Regions from separate parts of the Homo sapiens genome. Here all the other regions are linked to region 1. The links are chromatin loops, found by intact Hi-C in ENCODE. Cell type or tissue: A673. All regions are shown on one strand.

What was found. Peaks named below come from ENCODE experiments on the same cell type or tissue, not always from the same donor. Only the 100,000 strongest peaks of a DNase experiment are listed, where the experiment ranks them.
Region 2: a loop joins it to region 1, with 6 times the contacts of the local background. A loop is called at or near these places in 106 of 110 quality-filtered maps.
Region 3: a loop joins it to region 1, with 4 times the contacts of the local background. A loop is called at or near these places in 95 of 110 quality-filtered maps.

The regions. Positions count from the first base shown.
Region 1 is chr11:33,853,621-33,861,620 of GRCh38, forward strand. LMO2 (LIM domain only 2) reads right to left here. Exons shown (of 6, transcript NM_005574.4): 6 at 4,956-5,955. The coding sequence ends at 5,736. Among named protein-coding and RNA genes, the nearest start is that of LMO2, 34 kb to the right of the region's middle. RefSeq lists a silencer at 4,359-4,532. In A673, a CTCF peak has its summit at 4,398 (motif pointing right); a DNase peak (open chromatin) is centred at 4,441; H3K27ac peaks cover 1,112 bases.
Region 2 is chr11:33,968,047-33,976,046 of GRCh38, forward strand. No RefSeq gene overlaps it. Among named protein-coding and RNA genes, the nearest start is that of CAPRIN1, 80 kb to the right of the region's middle. RefSeq lists silencers at 1,576-1,870, 3,016-3,310. In A673, CTCF peaks have their summits at 3,169 (motif pointing left) and 3,368; a DNase peak (open chromatin) is centred at 3,165; H3K27ac peaks cover 1,682 bases.
Region 3 is chr11:33,983,727-33,991,726 of GRCh38, forward strand. No RefSeq gene overlaps it. Among named protein-coding and RNA genes, the nearest start is that of CAPRIN1, 64 kb to the right of the region's middle. RefSeq lists an enhancer at 6,023-6,594. In A673, CTCF peaks have their summits at 1,156 (motif pointing left) and 4,459 (motif pointing left); DNase peaks (open chromatin) are centred at 1,145 and 4,435; H3K27ac peaks cover 2,561 bases.

The sequences.
Region 1 (8,000 bases):
TCCCCCCCATCAACTTTTAAAACTAGAATGTTCATCATTTTGGGTTTGTCTAATGATTTGTCTCATAATTAGACATGTTATATATTCTCAGCAGAACTACTAAAAAGAGTGATCCTCTCTGTCCTTTTCAGATATCACATCTGGAGGCCTGAGATGCTCATCTGCCCCACATAGATCACCTGGTCAAGGTGCTATCCAATTTCTCTACTGTGTAATTAGCGTTTTTCCTTCTCATAGCTAGTGAGGAATATATGGGAAGGTACTTGAAGACCATCCAAATATCCATATCTTGTTCTTTGTTTCTCTGTTGAAATTTAGCATCTATTGATAATGCTTGCTTGATTCTATCTTAACTGTCACAGTTGCAAAATGATTTTTCCAGCTCTCATGCTGTCTTCCCATTTACCAGTTGGCATCCAAGATTCTGCTGTAAACACGAGTCCTTCCTTCTCCCTCATTTATTTATCACTGGAATAAACTCATGAATTCTGCCCCCTGCCATGCTTAAAACTCATTACTATCCTTAATTCGTTACTGTCCTTAATTGTTTTGATAATCAAATTGTCTTAGATTTGGCTATTGAGAGCCCCTTTAAGCTGGCTCCTTTGTCTTTATGACATGTTTACATCATTTTTTTCATTTCATTTCATTTATTTATTTAGTTTTTACTATTTCCTTACTTTCTGGAATAACAAGATGTTGCAGACTTATCTTCTATCTTCCTTGCCCCTTCCCTGCAAATTCCTGGGTTTTACTTCCTACTTTGATGTTGATTTACCATTTATTCTTAAAATTATAGAAAACCTCATCTCCCCTATTTATTTACTTACTGGCCCTCTCTCTTAGCTACTCATGCCATAAATATTTGTTCCTGCTTTTCCACATGCATGACATTGGCCTAAATGCTGTGAGCGATGATAAAGAACTTAAAGGCTAGTTTCAGAAAAGGCCTTCTTCTCAAATCAAGTTTTAAAGTAGAGAATAGGTGGGGCGCAGCGGCTCATGCCTGTAATCCCAGCACTTTGGGAGGTCGAGGTGGGCGGATCACCTGAGGTCAGAAGTTCGAGACCAGCCTGGTGAAACCCTGTCTTTACAAAAATTAACCTAGTGTGGTGGTGCATGCCTGTCATCCCAGCTAGTCGGGAGGCTGAGGCAGAAGAATCTCTTGAACCCAGGAGGTGGAGGTTGCAGTGAGCCAAGATCATGCCACTGCACTCCAGGCTGGGCCACAGACTGAGACTCCATCTCAAAAAAAAAAAAAGAAAGAAAGAAAGAAAGAAAAAAGCAGAGAACAAAGTTTTAAATAAAACAAAGAAAATATAACAATCAGGCTGGGCATGGTGGCTCAAACCTGTAATCCCAACACTTTGGGAGACTGAGGCAAGAGGATTGCTTGAGCCCAGGAGTTCAAAACCAGCCTGGGAGACAGAGCAAGACCCTGTCTCTAAAAAAAAAAAAAAAAAGAGGAGGAAAGAAAGGGAGAAAGAGAGAGGGAAGGGAAGGGGGGGAAGGAAGAGAAGGAAAGGAAGAAAAGGGAAGGAAGGAGGAAGAACGGAAGGAGGAAGGAACAAAGGAAGGAAGGAAATATATTGGGCACTATGTGCCAGGCAGGTGCTACAGTCTGGCAAGGGTAAACCAGAGACAGTGTCCCTGATTTTGTGGAACTCAGGGTTCAGGGTTTAGCAGCAATGTTCTATTGAAGTCAGGGGACAACAAAGGAAGAGGAGTTGCTTGATGAATGTGTAGATTCCTGGGTCCCATCCAAGAGATCCTGATTCTGTAGATTTGCAGTTTGGTCCAGGAGCCAGCATATTAATAGTTTATCCTATTAATTAGAAGATTTCTAGTACTTGAGAATGATTGGATGAGCAGCTGTAAATTGGAGAGATTGAGGGGGCTACCTGGAAGAGGCGGGGCTTGAGCTGAGGGTCCAAGGTCAAGTCACAGGTCAGCAATGTCCACAGGGCCCAGATCTTGTAGAAACTGGCAATTAAGGGCACCCCACCAGAAAGTGACAGCATCAAAATTTAAACCCTTCACTGGCTGGCCTCCAGCCAACACCCATACACAAACTGGGCTCACTGAAATACTCATGCTGCAAGTCAAGGTCCCCAAGTCTTTGCTCTTCCAGGTCCAAGGCCATTTCAAATGTCTCTTTCTCTTTACTCCAGACAGATATGCTTGGGCCAATTTAATTGTTCCCTTATCTGCGTTTCCAGAGCACTTTTTACATTGCTTTATTGTGGTGCTAATCCTATATCATTGTGCTTTGTTTACATTTCTGCCTAAACTCAAATATCCCCAAATAATCTGGGACGGAAGGTGTTCATTCTCCCTCTTTTGCAGATGGGAAACCTGCTGTTCAGTGAGGTGAGACTTCGAGAGAGCAGCAGGGCACAGGGTGAAGCGCCTTGGTTAAAGCGACTGCTGTCACTTCTCAGCTGCAGGACCTTAGGAAGTTAGTTACTTAACCATCTGTGCTTCATTTTCCTTGGCAGCACAATGCAGGTGATAAGAAGTAGAAACTGCCACCGAGGCAGGTTATGTGGCCTCAAGGAGTTAATGTATGTAAAACTAGAAGAGTGCCTGGCAAATGGTAAGTGCTATGTAAATGGTTATTAAGCAATTAAAGTCATGTCCACTGGAATTCAAATCCAAGTCTTCAGATGATAAATCTCCTAGATGCTTGTTCTATTTTAACTTTGTAGGACTCCAAGTTTTCCTGAAAAGTAGTAGTTATTTTAGAAGCAGCAATAAAAGGAAGCTGGTTTGGGGCAAAAGACATTCAAGAGATAAGAGGATGCAAAATGTTCCAGCCAACTGCTTTAATGAAGGCACGGACCAGGGAAGAGAGCAGATGTCAGTTCTCCTGACCCTAGGTCTAGAGCACACACAGTAACACATTCATGCAAGGACCACCAGGGTAGACCTTGGGAGCTGGTCCCACTGAGTCCCTTTACATGTCTTTCCTCTTAAGTCAGTTGTGGGTTAGATATTTGGGCCCCTGGGGTGACGTGCTACAAAGACTGCCTGCGCATCCACAATTCTGCAAGATGGTGCCATTGACAAATGGAAAAGGTTAATTATTGCTTTGTTGAGCATGACAAAAATATTGGCTGATTTCTTGAATCTTAATGTGTGTTGTGCTACAATGGGGATTAAGAATAAAGTTTAGATTTCCAAAGCAATGATCATTTGTATTTTTACTTAATACTGCTTATAAGATAATTGCATAGATAAAATCTATTACCATTACTATTATTACTGTAAATATGGTTTAAAATGGTGAATTAAATTGTGATTGATTTTGAAGATGATGTGCAGAACAAATGAGTGATGAATGTATGTGAAAGTTTTCAGTTTAGGAACCAAGGGTAGACAGTATCTACATGTGGAAGAGTTTCAGTGATTAACCTTTGCATCAAATATTAATAACTTAGAATGCTTGATCTTCCTAACTGGGAGATATTTTAGAATAGCCATTCTCAAACTTGAGCATGCGTCAGAATCATCTTTAAGGCATATTAAAACACAGGTGGGGCACGGTGGCTCATGTCTATAACCCAACACTTTGGGAGGCCAATGCAGGTGGATTACTTGAGTCCAGGAGTTCAAGACCAGCCTGAGCAACATGGGGAAACCCAATCTCTACCAAAAAGATAAAAATTAGCTGGGCGTGGTGGTGTGAGCCTGTAGTCTCAGCTACTACAGAGGCTGAGGTGGGAGGATTGCTTGAGCCCAAGAAGTCAAGGCTGCAGCGAGCCAGGATCATAACACTGCACTCCAGCCTGGGGGACAGAGAGAGATCTTGTCTCAAAACAAAGAAACAAACAAACAACCCACAAATTGCTGAACCCCATCCCCAGATTTTCTGATTTAGGGTATCTGGGGTGGGGCCCATGAATCTGTTTCTTTATTATAATAAGTTACCAGGTGATGTTGATTCTGCTGGTCCCCAGAGAGTTTGAGAACCACTGACTTAGAACAAACATCCCCTCGCTGGTAATGCCTTTCCATCACCTGAGCTGGAATGCAATGTAACTGGATTTGTTTTAAATAGGCCACCTTAAGCAGTCAAATTTCCCAACTACTTGTAGCATTTTACAGACCAAGAGAGCCATCACTTCATTATTTCTCCTCTAGAAGAAAAAAAATCATTTGTCTCTCTGTCCAGGGATTTAAAAAAATTAAAAATAACAAAGATCACAAACCTTAGGAAGATTTAAAGGAATCTTATAGTTAACATGCAGCCTTAGCTGCATGTTTCTTGTGTCTTAATAACTGAACACATTTAGACTTCTTGCATTTCCGAGTACTCTAAGGAAATCATTGAAAAGCATATTCTTCTTCATCTAGGTTTGTCCTACGTCGGGACCCTCCTGGGCTAGCGCGCTTTAAGGTGATGGCCAGAAGGTGGCGCTCTGCATCAGTTCATGGGGGCGGCCTGACTCCGGGGAAGGCAAACACACAAACCAAGGTGCCTGCTTTAAATCCGCAAAGTAAAGGTCCTCTTAACCACTTGTCATAAAACACCCTGAGACACCCGTCTTGGAAAATCGAAGTGTCAAGCTCAGCATCTTTGCCACATTTCAAACTAGGTAATTACCTTCTCTCCCAAAGGGAATCTGCTTTATGTATTTGTGTCCTTTCTAGGTTACAAGTTTCCCAAAGGCAATGATCTTGCCTTCCACTCACTCCATACAATGCTGAAGTGAAATGCATATTGTACAATAACAATTTAATTATTCTACATTCCTCTGAGCTACATGATGACCTGTTACATAATTGCCAGTAATATAGAAATGTGCCTGCCTCATACAAACCCTTGCAATACACAGAAGTTTTTATTTGACCTAAGAGTAAATTGCTTATTTGCTTCTCCTTTAGAAAAGAAAAAGCAGAGCATTTCCCCGCCATCCCAAATTATAAGTCGTAATCAAATAAACAACACTGTATTTCAGTCTGTCATTTTTATTAAGCCTGCAGAGCTGTTTTTTTTTCTACACACGACAAATACTTTGATATAATCTAGGATAATAAAATAGTTGAACAACTTTTTAAGATTTATATTTGTATAGAAACAATCTGTGGAACTCCTCCCCTCAAAATGAAGGTGTCTAAAAACAGTGATTCATCAGCATTGCTTTAAATAATTGTTTGGTTAAAAGTTGTGGTTTCCATTCTCAACCGAAATGCGTCTCCATGCAGTTTTCCTTGGGTCCAAAGCTTAAGGCCTTGGGAAGGGGGCCAAGAAAAAAAGAATGGCCACTCTCCTTTCTGTCCTTCCCTTGTGTGGAGGACAGTGATTGAAACAGGGGAGTTAAAAAGCCAGGAAGAAAAGAAATCAATTGCACATCTCTAGTTCGCAAGCGTCAAAGTCACAACAAGTCTGTACACAACAACTCTCTATCTGTAGATATGAAATTCCATCATGATAGCACAGCGCCTGCTTGCCCCTAAATGTTCCTTTCTTCTGCTAATCATGTCAGTTACTATGGATGGGCTGTGGCCATAAGTTCTCCCTCAAGGGCTGGTCCTTCTGTCACCTTGAAGTGTCAGCCCCTGAATTATGCCACTTGGATGCTATGTCTTGATACCCAATAAAGGTCTACCATCCCCTAAGAAATCCCTTACCCCACCCTCAAACCCCCAAAGTGCCTAAGAGTGAAGACGAAGATGCCATGGAGACGGCGTCTTCAGTGAACACCTCCCCAAAGATGCCCGGGGACTCGGGCCTATATCATCCCATTGATCTTAGTCCACTCGTAGATGTCCTGTTCGCACACTATGTCAGAGTTGATGAGGAGGTATCTGTCACCTACACAGAAATGCTTCTGACAGGCGGCGCATTTGAAACATTCCAGGTGATACACTTTGTCTTTCACCCGCATTGTCATCTCATAGGCACGAATCCGCTTGTCACAGGATGCGCAGAGACCGTCTTGCCCAAAAAGCCTGGGGCAAAAGAAAGAAAAGCTAAGAAGACAGTGAAAGGGACAATCCTGGAAGACAGGGCTCGGGGATGAGCCCTAGAAAGGAGGCCGAACTTTCAGGATGTCAGGAAGCCAGGGAAGGTCGGCTCCAGAAGGAGGGCCGGCTAGTGCAGTCTTCACCAGCAGGCAGAGGGAACTCAGATGAAACTGGCATTTGGATCTGGCATAACTCCTCCCTTTTCTGAGCCCTCTCCTTGTCTGCAGCAACCGCTCATCATTCCCCTAGGCTGCCCCCTGGCTCCTCCTCTGTGGGCAAGGCTCTCAGCTGATGTGATCTATCATAAGGAGTTAGGCAAGTATTACCTGTCCCCTCCCAGGGGAACCCTCATTTCAGAAGAGCAGCTGGAGAGAGACCCTAGGGGCCCCTTTGAGAGGGTACTGACCAGGAATGCAATAAAACGGGCATTCTTCTGAGGCTCCCAAACTCTATCATGTCAACAGCCACTGATTCTACCCATGGGGAGAGCTGGCCTTGAATACCTCCATAAGCTGCAAAGCACATCTCCCCCTGATTATTCGCTGGGGCCCCAGCTGCTGGGAGACAGGGAGTTCCACAGAAAACACGCGGTGCAGCTAATCGTGCCTCTGAGATATGGAGGACCAACAGCATCTCTCCACCATGAAGGGAGGATCTTAATTCATGGCCCTCGCTGCCCACTGGCATGAATCAAAAGGGAAACTTCTTTTCTGACATTTAAATCAAGACTCTCCCAAGCCTCAGTTGATCAGTCACTTATTTCAGGCAGTATTCAGTGTCAAGGTGGGAGACAGAACATGGCAGGGCTCAGTGCAGTGGTTCTCAAAGTGTTGGTCCTGGGACCAGCGACATCAGCACTGCCTGGGAACCTGACAGAAATACAAATTCTCAGGCTGGGCGCAGTGGCTCACACCTGTAATCCCAACACTTTGGGAGGCTGAGGCAGGCAAATCACTTGAGCTCACAAGTTCGAGACCACCCTGGGCAACATGGTGAAACTGTGTCTTTACAAAAAATACAAAAATTAGCCGGGTGCGGTGGTGCATGCCTCTAGTCTCAGCTATTAATACTTGGGAGGCTGAGGTGGGAGGATGGCTTTAGCCCGGGAGGTGGAGGTTGCAGTGAGCCGAGATCATGCCACTGCACTCCAGCCTGGGCCACAGAGCCATACCTTGACTCAAAAGAAAAGCAAAAACTAAACAAACAAACAAAAAAACAAATTCTCAGCCCTCCTCCTTCCCTACCCAACTGAGACACCCTGGGGAGAAGGCCCAGCAGTCTGTGCGTTAATGAACACTTCCGGGGGACTGGTTGCAGGCTGACATTTGAGAATCAACAGCAAAAGTGCAGTAACACAAGTACCGGAAGCAGAGAAGACCCAGCTTCAATGTCCCGGACCAGCCCTGAGTGACCCTGGAGAGACCTCTGATTCTCTGAGCCTCAGTGAAATGGCAGCCATCATAGGCTCCACCTCACTCAGCTGTTAAAACAACCAAACGAAGCATGTCAGGGCACCCATGGTCAAGGGCTAAGCCAACGCTGGTTATGTTTTAACACATCTTGGGTGTATTCCCAGCTGTGCCAGTCTTGCTGCAGGAAGTAATTTTCACTCGTGGCTGAAAACATAGCATGTTAGCAGGTGGTTTCTACATAAAACCTTTAGGACAGTTTTAGGTGAATGCTTGCTCTTATTGGAAGTTCTGGTTGATTTCAGGATATCAGAGAATCAGTGGGTACATTCTGAGAGGTTGTAGGGGACCTAAGGGCAGTTGACACATTTTGCAATATTTGGGCGAGATTAATGGAATTGACAAGAGGTGGTCTGTGAGTGGAGAGCTCATTGTTCGGGCCAGGGCCAGCTAATTTGCCTCTGAATCCTGCTTTCCATTTGAAGATCTCTGAGTGTTTTCAAAGCACCGCCTGGGAGCAAACTCATTACTGGGGGGAGAACATTTTATCCCAACGTAGCAGATGGTGGAGCTGCAGGTAACCGCCACATTGGAGGTCACAGAGTGGAAAGACAGTTCTGG
Region 2 (8,000 bases), 110 kb after region 1:
CTCCACCGACCTCAGGTCTTTGCACATGCTGTTCCATTCCTGCCAACTGCTTGCATAGCTAACTCCTACATATCCTTTAGTCTTCCCTGACCCTCCAATTCAGGACCAGGTACCCTTCCCTGACCCTCCAATTCAGGACCAGGTACCAACCTCAGGGCACTCTGTACAGCCCCCATGAGCAGAGAGGGGTTAAGGGGTGACCAGCTGATCAACCACCTGGGGCAGAAATCTACAAGGGGGAATAAAAATCACAGGAGATGTAATAAGATTAGAAAAATTTTATCTCCTAGAATCCTGTCAGGATAGTACACTATGTGGTTAGAAATAATATGCTGATAAGTCCCTCAGGGTTGGGGGTAATGTGCCCCAAGGGGCATGCCTTCCAAGGGTGTCACCTCTGTTTTACTGTGGAGTGGTTGTTTGGTCCAGTGGGGAATGCGAATTTGGGGCCAGAGTGGAATTGCTCAGAACTTTGGGTGTCAGGCCTCCTTTCTTCGCCCTTCCCTCCTGACAGGGTCCCAACATATAATATATATGTCTAGTGTATATGCTAGAAAGCTCTAGAGGAAGGGAAAGTACCACCAAAAAACTCTGGTGGGTGAGCAGCAGTCCTGCCTCCGCAAGTGCTCAGCCTCTTCCGTTTTAAAAACTGAATAAATGGCCAAGTGTGGTGGCTCATGCCTGTAATCTCAACACTTTGGAAGGCCAAGGTGGAAGGACTGCTTGAGCCCAGGAGTTCAAGATCAGCCTGGGCAACATAGCGAGACCCCATCTCTACAAAAATTGTAAAAACTAGCCAGGTGTGGTGGCGCATGCCTGTGGTCCCAGTTACTTGGGAGGCTGAAGTGGGAGGATCGCTTGAGTCTAGGAGGTTGAGTCTGCCGTAAGCCATGATGGCACCACTGCACTCCAGCCTAGATGACAGAGCGAGACTCTGTTACAAAAAAACCCAAAACTGAATAAAGATTTACAGCACATTGATTCGATAAAATTTCTATTTATTAACCTGTCCAGGTGCTCACATATTTCAGTCTGGATGCACCCATCAAAGCATCCATCACATAATAGTAACTTACCTGTGGCCCTGCTGGAAAGTCTGTACCATGATAATCATTAACATTTGAGTGGTTAATGCCAAGTGTTAATTCACTTAGTTATCAAAATAATTCCTTCGGGTGAATGCTATTTTCACTCCCGTTTTATAGTTGAGGAAACTGAGGCATAACAAAGTAAAGTAATTGGCAGGGCTGGATTTCAAACCCAGACAGTCTAGCTCTACCTGGTGCTCCAACCAGAATGATACACTCCCCCTTAGGATGGGACTGAGTCCTTTTACCTGAAACAGCCTCTGCAGCCAAGCACAGACCTAACACACAGAAAAATTTAATAAATGTTAGTTGAATGAATCTTCAATTAGTAGAAGACTGTTTATTCATTTCTTCAGTAAATATTTATCAAGTGCCTTCTATGTGGCCAGCACTATTCTGGGCACTGGCACAAAGTGGTGACAAGACCGCTGCAAGCCTGAGTGGCCTCTTGTTCAGCCTGACACACGATGCAGAAACTCCTTCTCCCACATTCCCACCTGATGGCCATCCCACCTCTGGTTCAGGAGATGGAAAGGCGATTGCTGTTAGATTCTTGTTTGTTTAAGAGACTGGCCTTCCTTGGCCTTCCACTTGAAGAAGCACAAACTTGCACTACAACCTCATGCCTATAACAGCCTTTTACATCTTGCAAGATAGTTCTAGCTCCTTCAGGTCTTCTTTATTCTAGGCTAGACTAAGCTTCCTCAGTTCCTTCATCAGTTCATGCTCTGATTACATTTCTGCAGGAGACAGCTTTCATTTACTTACTCATCCATTCATTTAAACTTTGCTTGCTGGGTGTGGTGGCTCAGTCTGTAGTCCCAGCACTTTGGGAGGCCAAGGCAGGCAGATCGCTTGAGCTCAGCAGTTTGAGACCAACCTGGGCGACATGGCAAAACCCTGTCTCTACTAAAAATAAAAAAATTAGCCAGGTGTGGTGGTGTGTGCCTGTAGTACCAGCTACTCAGGAGGCTGAGGCAGGAGGATCTCTTAAGCCTGGCAGACAGAGGTTGCAGTGAGCCAAGATCGTGCCACTGCACTCCAGCCTGGACCACAGAGCCAGACCCTATCTCAAAAAAAGCTTTACTAATGACTTACTATTAATATGTACCAGGTACTTTGCTAGGCCCTATGAATACAGAAATGAAGGGCATGGTTTCTTCCCTCAAGAAACGCATGGTCCACTGGGAGAATGAGGCATTTAGGGAAATAATTTCAACATTTCCTAGGTGACAAGTATAATAGAGATACAGTTATACTGAGTAGAACCACTCAGTGCTACAACTAGACTTTAAGCCGGCCACTCTGGGATCATTCAGTGTGGCCATGTTTATCTTGCATAGTGACCACGAGAATGAAAAGAAGAGCTAGGAAATAAATATCTCCACTGTCCTGATCTGAGTGTTGTCATTTAAAGGATGCAGTCCAGAACTGTAACTGATTTATTTAGCAGGTGGCTAACTTAAAAAAAAAAACCCTAGTATTAATTTCATGAAATGTTATCAGGCCCATCCTACACTAATGAAATGAGAGATAGATGAGAGATAGGCAGATAGATAGATAGATAGATAGATAGATAGATAGATAGAGAGATAGATAGATAGATGGATAAACATTTTGCATGTTTCATCCCTGGTAAATATCCTCTTATTTCAGTCTAGCAAAGCTCTCATATACAATACCAGGCCTTAGGAATCAAGGTCCAATTTCCAGCTCCATTATTTCAACCTCCAAGACCTACCTCATAGGTCTGTTGAGGGCATTAAAAGAAACAATGAATGAAATGATCTGGCACGTTGTAAGCCCCATAGTTGGTGCTCAATAAATGCTAGTAATATTTACTTGTGGCTTACTGGTTCCTCAAGATTCCTTAAAATCTGAATCTGGACACCCAATGTATGAGGCTGCGCTTCAGCTTCATGTCAGCTGCAAACCTGACAGGGTGTCTTCTAATTTTCAATAATCACTCCACTCCCAACTCCATTCCTCATCCGCATCTGCTTCCCTTCCATTTCCATCTTTGCTCGGCCCAAGTATCAGGCGCTATCTCAGAAGGTTGACAAACCAGCATTGCCACCTGGAGGACAGCATGAGAATCTGGGTGAGAGAACAATTTTATGGCACCAGATAAACCAACTCAGCTGTTCTGTGCCGGCACTAACGAGGCCAAGTTCAGAGGTTCATCCCCCAAAGGGGCCAATTAGCTTTACACTGAGAGGCACTCCGGAGTGCAGCCCCAGCCTCTAACCTTGGCCCCCAAGTTACACGTGTGTGGCTGTTGGTTAGAAGTGAATTCATCAATCCAATCCCATTTTTCATAATTTCTTTAAAACCCAGTTGTAAGGCAGCGTGGAAACAACAAAAATGCACAAGACCTTCTCCTTCCTCTTAAAGAAGCTTCAGCCTGCAACAGTGTTTCCCCAAATGAATCCTGAGACATTAATAGGAGTTATGAGAATAAGTGGCTCCAGTGTTAAATCAGTTTGGAAAACACTGATCTAATCAAAGTCGAGGAGCTTGTTTACGAAAGGGCTTTGCAGAGCTTGCTACATGCTAATATGCACGTGCTAATTTTCCAAGAAGGAAATGCAGTGTGCAGAGCTTCACAGATTTGGACAGCCATGGGCATCCGCACCTTTAAAAAAAAAAAAGAGGCCGGGCGCGGTGGCTCACACTTGTAATCCCAGCACTTTGGAAGGCCGAGGCGGGCGGATCATGAGGTCAGGAGATCAAGACCATCCTGGCTGACACGGTGAAACCCTGTCTCTACTAAAAAAAATACAAAAACTCAGCCGGGCGTGGTAGCGGGCGCCTGTAGTCCCAGCTACTCGGGAGGCTGAGGCAGGAGAATGGCGTGAACCTGGGAGGCGGAGTTTGCAGTGAGCCGAGATCGCGCCACTGCACTCCAGCCTGGGCGAGAGAGCGAGACTCCGTCTCAAAAAAAAAAAAAAAGAAAAGAAAAGAAAAAGAAAAGAAAAGAAAAAAGAAAAGAATAGTAACGAATCTACTGGCCCAGGATATGGCTACTTTCAATGGAACATCTATTTTAAGAAGCAATTCATCCATGGCAAAGGTTCACAGTCTATTGCTAAGTTTAAAAAACCAGGAAGGGGGAAGCATACTGTAGAACAATATCGCGTTTTGAAAAGATAGAAAAAGATGTACATATACTTGGGAGAATAAAAAACAAAAAGACACAAACCAAAATGTTAGCAGCTGTGATCTTTTTGTTGGGAGTGGTAGTTGTTTTTCTGTGCTCTGCTTTTTAAGTTTTCTGCCGTAAACATACAGCACGTGTTAATTTTAAAATGAAACCACCGGCCAGGCGTGGTGGCTCATGTCTGTAATCCCAGCACTTTAGGAGGCCGAGGTGGGCAGATCACCTGAGGTCAGGAGTTCGAGACCAGCCTAGCCAAAATGGCGAAACCCCGTCTCTACTACAAATACAAAAATTAGCCAGGTGTGGTGGCATACACCTATAATCCCAGGTACTCGGGAGGCTGAGGCAGGAGAATGGCGTGAACCTGGGAGGCGGAGTTTGCAGTGAGCCGAGATCGCACCACCGCACTCCAGCCTGGGCGACAGAGCGAGATTCCGTCTCAACTAAAAAAAAAAAAAAAAAAAAAAAAAAAAAGAGGAAGAAGAAAAGAATAGTAACGAATCTACCGGCCCAGGATATGGCTACTTTCAATGGAACATCTATTTTAAGAAGCAATTCATCCATGGGAAAGATTCACAGTCTATTGCTAAGTTTAAAAAACCAGGAAGGGGGAAGCATACTGTAGAACAGTATCACATTTTGAAAAGATAGAAAAAGATGTACATATACTTGGGAGAATAAAAAACAAAAAGACACAAACCAAAATGTTAGCAGCTGCGATCTTTTTGTTGGAGTGGTGGTTGTTTTTCTCTGCTCTGCTTTTTAAGTTTTCTGCCGTAAAGGTACAGCACGTGTTAATTTTAAAATAAAACTACCGGCCAGGCATGGTGGCTCATGCCTGTAATCCCAGCACTTTAGGAGGCCAAGGTGGGCAGATCACCTGAGGTCAGGAGTTTGAGACCAGCCTGGCCAACATGGCGAAACCCCGTCTCTACTAAAAATACAAAAATTAGCCAGGCATCGTGGCATGCACCTATAATCCCAGCTACTCGGGAGGCTGAGGCAGGAGAATCGCTTGAACCCTGGAGGTGGAGGTTGCAGTGAGCCAAGATCATGCCACTGCACTCCAGCCTGGGTGACACAGCAAGACTCCATCTCAAAAACATTTAAAAATGTAAAAAATTAAAAAATAAAACCACAAAGCCCTTGTTTTAGGACAGTGTACCATCTTCATATGACTATTATTGTGGAATGCAAATGTTTCTTACTTACAATGGGGTTACATCTTGATAAACTAAGTTGAAAATATCCTAAGTCAAAAATGCATTTAAAACTGGGCGCAGTGGCTCAGGCTTGTAATCCCAGCACTTTGGAAGGCCAAGGCGGGCAGATCACAAGGTCAGGCGATCAAGACCATCCTGGCTAACAAGGTGAAACCCCGTCTCTACTAAAAATACAAAAAAAATTAGCCGGGGGCCTGTAGTCCCAGCTACTCAGGAGGCTGAGGCAGGAGAATGGCGTGAACCCAGGAGGCGGAGCTTGCAGTGAATGGCGATGGCGCCACTGCACTCCAGCCTGGGCGATGGAGCGAGACTCCATCTCAAAATAAATAAATAAATAAATAATAAATTTTAAAAATGCATTTAGTACACCTAAGCTACTGAACATCATAGCTTAGCCTAGTCTACTCAGACATGCTCAGAACACTTACATCAGCCTACAGTTAAGCAATATCATCTAACACGAAGCCAATTTTATAATAAAGTGTTGAATATCTCATTTCCATTTTAACATTACCAAAAGTGAAAAACAGAATGGTTGCATGGGTACTTGAAGTATGGTTGCTGCTGAACGTGTATCGCTTTCACACCACTGCAAAGTTGAAAAATTCTAAATGGAACCATCATAAGTCAGGGACCATCTACACTCCTAAGAGCTAATATTTAGTGAAGAATAACTAAATTCCTGGATTATGAATTGCCTAGACTATTTCATCTAAACTTCATGTAAATCTTATAAGACAAGGTACCATTTTCTTGCCCCAATTTAAAGATGAAGGGCCAGGCGTGGTGGCTCACGCCTGTAATCCTAGCACTTTCAGAGGCTAGGATCACCTGAGGTGAGGAGTTCAAGATCAGACTGGCCAAGATGGCAAAACCCCACCTCTACCAAAAATACAAAAATTAGCTATGCATGGTGGTGCGTACCTGTAATCCCAGCTACTCGGGAGGCTGAGGCAGGAGAATTGTTTGAACCTGGGAGCCGCAGGTTGCAGTGAGCTGAAATTGCACCACTGCTCTCCAGCCTGGGCAACAGATCGAGACTCCATCTAAATAAATAAGTAAACAACTTGAAGAAACAGAGAAATAAACCTGATGGAGCCAGAATTTGGACCCATTACATCCCTGTTTGCCATCTACCTCCTTTTCCCAACACACACACACACACACAGATGACACAGTTTCTCCATGGAGAGATACTACACGTGGCCAACGAGATAGCTTTGCTATCTCATTGGCTACTGGTTGCCATTTATTAAGGGCTCACTGGTGCCAAGAATTATTCCAAGAGATTTGACATATATAAGCATGTAAACCAATAATAACTGGTCTCTCCTAGACCTTTAAGTTCTTTCTGCCTTCTGCAATATTGTGCAGGCTATCCCTGTCTTCTCCCTTACTTACTGACCTTTAGAAACCGCCAAAACTAGATACTCCTTTTATTTTGCTGGGTGGAGCAATTCAGCTCTTTCCAGCTTCTATGCATATATTCTACTGCTGCCCCACCTCAGTACATCCAAACGCCATGGCCGTGCTCTGTTAAATAGCAGACCTACCTGATCTCATGCTAGTGCATGCACACGTCCTCTCTCTTTCTCTGTCTCTCTCCCTCTCTCCCTCCCTGTGTGCTTCTGTGTCATGTGTACTCTCTATCACTTCTGGGGAAAGGCACAAAGGAAAAATGAATTTCCTTGCTGATATAAAGTGTGTCTACCTCCCTTAAAAGGCAGAAGTAGCTGTAGTCAGTTTGGTTTAATATACTATTTTTATTTTCCATTACACATACATTATCCAAGTAGGTTATTTTATTAATTCGATTTTATAGATGAGGAAACTGAGGTCAGATAACTTGCCTGAAGCACCAAGGCAGATGCCTGACTGGACCGTTGTTTAAATCAGGCCCTTCTGACTTCACATCTTGGTGTCACTAAGATGTAAAGAAGAATGAGGACACTCTGAGCTTCAGGACATGAGAAAGTCCCCTGAAGAAGTGGTTCTTAAAGTATGAAAAGGCTGACTCAATTTCTTCAATGTTAGCAAGGACAAACTGGTTAGAAGAGACCCCAACTGAAGCAAGCACACAATTCTTCACCCTTCAGGTCAGAAATCTGGTCCCACAAACCAGTTTAAAATGATGAAGCTGACTGCTTACCTCGCTGATAGCAGTGGCCTTCTAAGAGAAAATTCCTCCTTTTTCTCGCCCCTACCCGACGCCGGATTCCTCTTTAGGAGCCAGGCCATCATCAACATTTGAAAACTACTTCATTGTGCTTAGTCTTAAACAAAAACAAAAACAAAAAAAAACCTTTTTTTTTTTTTTTTTTTTTTGTATTTTTGATAGAGACGGGGTTTCACCATGTTGCCCAGGCTGGTCTCAAACTCCTGAGCTCAAGTGATCCTCAGGCTTTGGCCTCCCAAAGTGCTGGAATTACAGGGGTGGGCCACCACATCCAGCATTGTTGTGCTTAGTTTTTAAAAAAAAAGCCAGGCTCAGTGGCTCACATCTGTAATCCCAGCACTTTGGGAGCCGAG
Region 3 (8,000 bases), 130 kb after region 1:
CTGCTATTGCATCAGTATTATAATGTATACATAATATTATTAATAGATCAATATAAATATCCATTGCCATAACACCACTGTTGGCTTTCCTATTCACTACTATTGGTCATTTGGGCTATTTCTAATTTTTACTTTGTGTGTGTGTGTTTTGCTTGTTTTTTTTTAAGATGGAGTCTCGCTCTGTCGCCCAGGCTGGAGTGCAATGGCATGATCTCAGCTCACTGCAACCTCCACCTCCCGGGTTCAAGTGATTCTCTTGTCTCAGACTCCTGAGTAGCTGGGATTACAGGCGCACGGCACCACGCCTGGTTAATTTTTGTATTTTTAGTAGAGACGGGGTTTCACCATGTTGGTCAGGCTGGTCTTGAACTCTCGATTTTGTGATCCGCCCACCTCAGCCTCCCAAAGTGCTGGGATTACAGGCGTGAGCCACCACACCTGGCCTAATTTTTAGTTTTTTAATATACAGTACAGTAATTTGCTCTTACTGGAACATGGAATGGGAAAGAAAAGTGGAAGATGAACCTAATGAAAGAAAAATAACACGCTGCATCTTTCATGAGACTCCAGGATAAATCCAGTTAAATGATATGCTAATTACACAGAATAGAGAAACAATTCTGGAATTATAATAATAAAATTACTAGCCTTTTCTAGTAAATGTAAGTACCACAATTTTCAATAGAAAAACACATTTAATATAGTGTGTAAAATACACAGTACCCCACCCCCAACCTAGGTTAGATTCAAAAAATGTTCAAAATTGAGTATAAGAATACGAATGACATTCTAACTTGGCCAGGCACGGCAGTTCACACCTGTAATCCCAGCACTTTGGGAGTCCAAGGCAGGAGGATCGCTTGAGTCCAGAAGTTTGAGACCAGCCTGGGCAACACATAGTGAGACCCCGTCTCTGAAAAAAAACAAATTAAAAACAAACAAACAAACAAAAAGCAAATGGAAGAGTATCAGAATTCTATAATTTAGTGGAAAAAAACATGTGGCTATCTTTTAGCAAAATGAATTTGGTTAATAATGTAACAGAAGTGTGTGTGTATATATCACTTTAGGACTGTGGTTTCTAGTTAAAATTTTAAAATTTGCTCTCCCAAGTTCTTTTATTGAATAACTCTCAAGTACCCTCTGGTGGATGAGATGAGGAATACTTTGGTACCAGAGGTGCCGTTTGTCACCTATTATGTGCCTAAAAGTAATCATAACCCACATCGTTAGGTTTACATAGATAAAGGATACAGGAATAACGATTAATTTTAAAGAAACACTTTAGATATTTATAGTCATAGCTAATGGCAAGGATTTACATTTATTTTCTGAGATGGGATCTCACTATGTTGCCCAGGCTGGAGTGCAGTGGTTTTCATGAGGGTGATCATAGCTCACGATAGCCTTGGATTCCTGGGCTCCTGCATCAGCCTCCTGAGTAGCTGGGACTATAAGTGTGCACCGCCATGGCTGGCTAAAGTTTACTTTTATATTTATTAATATTAATAGATATTAATATTATCTATTATATTATTAATATTATATTATTAAAATAAATTGACAAGCCAAAATATGTTAATATTAGATAATTAATAATCAATTATTAGATAATAATATTAATATTATATGTTATATTTTTGGCTTGTCAATTTATTTTAAATAACTGCTATCGGAAATTTCCCTTTTACTACTATCTTTGGAGTAAAAAATTAATATGATGGTTTTAGTCACCTTAAATAGGTCATTAAACATCTTTTCAAAGAACCCATAGGTAGGTTAAAGAAAAATATTAACTTTCACTCAAATGTAAATAATTTAAAAGGCCCCCTCCCCCTCCCCCTCCCCCTCTCCCCACTGTCTCCCTCTGATGCCGAGCCAAAGCTGGACTGTACTGCTGCCATCTCGGCTCACTGCAACCTCCCTGCCTGATTCTCCTGCCTCAGCCTGCCGTGTGCCTGCAATTGCAGGCGCGCGCTGCCACGCCTGACTGGTTTTCGTATTTTTTTGGTGGAGACGGGGTTTCGCTGTGTTGGCCGGGCTGGTCTCCAGCTCCTAACCGCAAGTGATCCGCCAACCTCGGCCTCCCGAGGTGCCGGGATTGCAGACGGAGTCTGGTTCACTCAGTGCTCAATGGTGCCCAGGCTGGAGTGCAGTGGCTTGATCTCGGCTCGCTACAACCTCCACCTCCCAGCCGCCTGCCTTGGCCTCCCAAAGTGCCAAGAGTGCAGCCTCTGCCCGGCCGCCACCCCGTCTGGGAAGTGAGGAGTGTCTCTGCCTGGCTGCCCATTGTCTGGGACGTGAGGAGCCTCTCTGCCTGGCTGCCCAGTCCTCACTTCCTGGCCATCCCATCTAGGAAGTGAGGAGCGTCTCTGCCCGGCCGCCCATCGTCTGAGATGTGGGGAGCGCCTCTGCCCGGCCGCGACCCCATCTGGGAGGTGAGGAGCGTCTCTGCCCAGCCGCCCCGTCTGAGAAGTGAGGAGACCCTCCGCCTGGCAACCACCCCGTCTGAGAAGTGAGGAGCCCCTCCGCCCAGCAGCCACCCTGTCTGGGAAGTGAGGAGCGTCTCCGCCCGGCAGCCACCCCGTCCGGGAGGGAGGTGGGGGTCAGCCCCCGCCAGGCCAGCCACCCCGTCCGGGAGGGAGGTGGGGGGGGTCAGCCCCCCGGCCCGGGCCAGCCGCCCCGTCCGGGAGGTGAGGGGTGCCTCTGCCCGGCCGCCCCTACTGGGAAGTGAGGAGCCCCTCTGCCTGGCCACCACCCCGTCTGGGAGGTGTACCCAACAGCTCATTGCGAACGGGCCATGATGACAATGGCGGTTTTGTGGAGTGGAAAGGGGGGAAAGGTGGGGAAAAGATTGAGAAATCGGATGGTTGCCGTGTCTGTGTAGAAAGAAGTAGACATGGGAGACTTTTCATTTTGTTCTGTACTAAGAAAAATTATTCTGCCTTGGGATCCTGTTGATCTGTGACCTTACCCCCAACCCTGTGCGCTCTGAAACATGTGCTGTGTCCACTCAGGGTTAAATGGATTAAGGGTGGTGCAAGATGTGCTTTGTTAAACAGATGCTTGAAGGCAGCATGCTCGTTAAGAGTCATCACTACTCCCTAATCTCAAGTACCCAGGGACACAAACACTGCGGAGGGCCCCAGGGTCCTCTGCCTAGGAAAACCAGAGACCTTTGTTCACTTGTTTATCTGCTGACCTTCCCTCCACTATTGTCCTAGGACCCTGCCAAATCCCCCTCTGCGAGAAACACCCAAGAATGATCAATAAAAAAATAAACTAAAAAAAAAATAATTTAAAAGGCAACAACATAACCTAGCTATAATTTCTGCTTTAAGGAAACCTAAAAATGACAAACAGAAAGTCAGCATTTTTCAAAATATGTGCTGTGAGATACTAGTTCCCGGATGTGCTGGAGGGGGAGTAAGAGAAGGGTACCCTCTTAGTTGAGAGAAATTTCAGAAGATTAATTTCCTCCCTTTGTTTTGTTTCCACACTCAGATCGTAAGTTTCTGATAATTTGCTTTTTGTGCTACTTGCTCATGGGAAGAGCATGTCCTGGGCCACACGACACAAGCTTTCCAGGCTTTTGCTTCACAGCTCAAGTTAGCCTTGTGAAGCTAAATGTCAGCATTCATGGCTAGGCATGGTGGCTCATACCTGTAATCCCAGCACTTTGGGAGACCGAGGCAGGCGGACCACTTGAGGTCAGGAGTTCGAGACCAGACTGGCCAACATGGCGAAACCCTGTCTCTACCAAAAATTTAAAAATTAGCCAGGCATGGTGGCACATGCCTGTAGTCCCAGCTACTCGGGAGGCTGAGGCACAAGAATCACTTGAACACAGTAGGCAGAGGTTACAGTGAGCCAAGATGGCACCACTGCACTTCAGCCTGGGTGACAAAGCAAGACCATGTCTCAAAAAATAAATAAATAAAAAATAAATGTCAGCACTTATACTTATATAAAAACATATGCGTATGTTCTTGTATACATATAGTGATTTAGCTGAGTAGTTAATTTAGTCATAGCAAATACGCTTAACACTTTACATAGCAAATATGCATAACAAATACGCTTAACACTTTTTCTTCTTTAAGTGGAAGGGCCATAGTGGGGGGACTTTCACCTTCAAAGCTACACTTTCTCTAATATTTGAAATTTTTACAATAGCATGTTTAATGTATATAACCTAAATATATACATATATTTAAGTTACCATATTCAATTGTAGAATTTGAGAGGTAAAAAATATTTTCCCAAAAATGTTCCCAAATGCATCTCTCAAGCTTCCACATGCCCAGACTGGCAGAAAATCCAATTTTCCTAAGCACAGCCCACCTACCTCCTTCTCTGCAAAACTCCCCTGCCTCTGCTTGTATTCAAAGCACAAGCCCTGGCTGAATGTGCTTGCCAAGTCCCTAGAATTGAAGCTTAGAGCGCCCCCTTGAGCCTTGAGGGGCATCCACAGTGCTGCCCAGCTCTTATTCTTTAATATGCAACCGACGAACGTTGACTTGGTGTAAGAGACCCTCTTGTCAATGCTGCTGCTGTTGCTCCTCCCAGTGACCTTAGAGTTCTTTTTAGAAATAGTTTCTCTCACTGAAAAATATAAAAGTCATCTTCACCAGACTCTAAGCTTTTCTTTTTTTTTTTTTCGAGACAAGTTCTCTCTCCGTCACCCAGGCTGGAGTGCCATGGCACAATCTCAGCTCACTGTAACCTCCGCCTCCCGGGCTCAAGCGATCCTCTCACTTCAGCCTCCCCACCCACCCCCCACCCCCCGGGTAGCTGGCACTAGAGGCATGCGCCACCATGCCCGGCTAGTTTTTTGTGTGTTTTTGTTTTTATTTTTTGAGACAAGGTTTTACCATGTCACCCAGGCTGGTCTTGAACTTTTAGACTCAAGCGATCCACCCCCCTCAGCCTCCCAAAGTGCTGGGATTACAGGAATGAGCCACCATGCCCGGCCTTATGTATTATTTGTTTAAACTTCACAACATACCTCGATGATAGGTGCTATTCTTCCCATTTTATAGATGAGAAGACTGAGATTTGGAGAGCTTAAATAAGGGGTTTAAGGAGACATTGCATGAATGCTCAACTTCTTGGACAAATAGGACATGAAACTCATATGGAGGTGATTCTGTCAAAAGCATCTACGCAAGGGCTCTGCAGTCTACACCTAGGATGGGCTAAGCCCAGGTTTTCCACACTAGGATGTGTGGACTTTCTGGAATAAGCAGAATCCTGTAGGTACTGATACGGTAAGTAAACACAGTGTATCATCTAAGAGTATGTATTAGTCCATTTTCGCCCTGCTATAAAGACATATCCAAAAGTGGATACTTTATAAAGAAAGGAGGTTTAATTGACACACAGTTCTGCATGGATGGAGAGGCCTTAGGAAACCTACAATCATGGCAGAAAGCCAAGGGGAAGCAAGGCATGTCTTACATGGCAGCAGGTGAGAAAGAGAAGACAGGGGAAACTGCCAAACACTTTCAAAGCTTCAGATCTCATGAAAACTTACACACACCGTCACAAGAACATCACAGGAGAAACCACTCCCATGATCCAATCACCTCCCACCAGATCCCTGCCTTGACATATGGGAATTACAGTTTGAGATGAGATTTGGGTGGGGACACAGAGCCAAACCATATCAGAGTATCAGTTTTCCTTCAAGGTTTTTTGGGGTAAATGTTATTTTATAGTAAGACCAATGGATATATTAAGGAGCATAAATGAAACATTTTAAAATACTTTGAGATAAAAAGGCAAAAAGATAAAACTAAAGCCATCCCGTTGGTGAAAGATTGCATCACAAAATCCTCTAGGACAATGCTTCTCATGCTTTCACGTGCAGATGTCTCTCCTGTAGGCAGGGCCAGCTCCATGGGTGTGAGGCCTGTGGAGTCGCACCTACACTTGCAGATCCTGACTCAGCATGGCTAGGCTAAGGCTGCGATTCTGCAGTTCTAACGAGCTCCCACGTAATACCTGTTGTTGGTCCAAAGACCACACGTTGAGTGGCAAGACCCAGCCCTTCTCTCTATACCTCTGTTTGTTAACACTTAACCAGGAAAGTTTAAGAAGCAGTAGAGAAGGAGGGCAGTGAATCACAGCAGTCAAAATAATATAGTGAAAAGCGTGGGTCTTTACCACTACTTACTCTGTAAAATACTGAGAGGTGACAGCGTGCTGGCAGTCCTCAGAGCCCTCGCTTGCTCTCGGCACCTCCCCTGCCTGGGCTCCCACTTTGGTGGCACTTGAGGAGCCCTTCAGCCCCCCACTGCACTGTGGGAGCCCCTTTCTGGGCTGGCCAAGGCCGGAGCCCACTCCCTCAGCTTGAAGGGAGGTGTGGAGGGAGAGGCACGAGCCGGAACCGGGGCTGCGTGCGGCGCTTGCGGGCCAGCTGGAGTTCCGGGTGGGCGTGGGCTTGGCTGGCCCCGCACTCGGAGCAGCCAGCCAGCCCTGCTGGCCCCGGACAATGGGGTACTTAGCACCCGGGCCAGTGGCTGCGGAGGGTGTACTGGGTCCCCCAGCAGTGCTGGCCCACCGGCGCTGCGCTCGATTTCTTGCCGGGCCTTAGCTGCCTTCCCGCCGGGCAGGACTAGGGACCTGCAGCCCGCCATGCCTGAGCCTCCCACCCCCTCCATGGGCTCCGGTGCGGCCCGAGCCTCGCGGACGAGCACCACCCCCTGCTCCAGGCGCCCCGTCCCATCGACCACCCAAGGGCTAAGGAATGCGAGCGCACGGCGCAGGACTGGCAGGCAGCTCCACCTGCAGCCCCGGTGCGGGATCCACTAGGTGAAGCCAGCTGGGCTCCTGAGTCTGGTGGGGACGTGGAGAGTCTTTATATCTAGCTCAGGGATTGTAAATACACCAATCAGCACCCTGTGTTTAGCTCAAGGTTTGTGAGTGCACCAATCGACACTCTGTATCTAGCTGCTCTGGTGAGGACGTGGTGAGTCTTTATATCTAGCTCAGGGATTGTAAATACACCAATCAGCACCCTGTGTTTAGCTCAAGGTTTGTGAGTGCACCAATCGACACTCTGTATCTAGCTGCTCTGGTGAGGACGTGGAGAGTCTTTATGTCTAGCTCAAGGATTGTAAATACACCAATCGGCACTCTGTATCTACCTCAAGGTTTGTAAACACACCAATCAGCACCCTGTGTTTAGCTCAAGGTTTGTGAATGTACCAATCGACACTCTGTATCTAGCTGCTCTGGTGGGGCCTTGGAGAACCTGTGTGTCGAAACTCTGTATCTAACTAATCTGATGGGGACGTGGAGAACCTTTGTATCTAGCTCAGGGATTGTAAATGCACCAATCAGCGCCCTGACAAAACAGGCCACTTGGCTCTACCAATCAGCAGGATGTGGGTGGGGCCAGATAAGAGAATAAAAGCAGGCTGCCCGAGCCAGCATTGGTAACCTGCTCAGGTTTTCTTCCACACTGTGGAAGCTTTGTTCTTTGCAATAAATCTTGCTACTGCTCACTCTTTGGGTGCATGCTGCTTTTATGAGCTGTAACACTCACCGCGAAGATCTGCAGCTTCACTCCTGAGCCCAGCAAGACCACAAGCCCACCGGAAGGAATAAACAACTCCAGACACGCTGCTTTAAGAGCTGTGACACTCACTGCGAAGGTCTGCAGCTTCACTCCTGAGCCAGCGAGACCACGAACCCCCCAGAAGGAAGAAACTCCGAACACATCTGAACATCAGAAGGGATAGACTCCAGACGCACCACCTTAAGAGCTGTAACACTCACCGCGAGTGTCTGCGGCTTCATTCTTGGAGTCAGTGAGGCCAAGAACCCCACAATTCTGGACACAATACCACAGATTGCTTTTCTCCTGATGGCTCAGTTTCCTCCTCTGTAAAATGAGAATAACAGTCACCTTGTAGAATAGCTGTGTGGGTTAAATGTGTGTAAAGCATTTCACATTCAGTGTTCAGTAAAGACAGCTACTTTCAAGCTTTAAA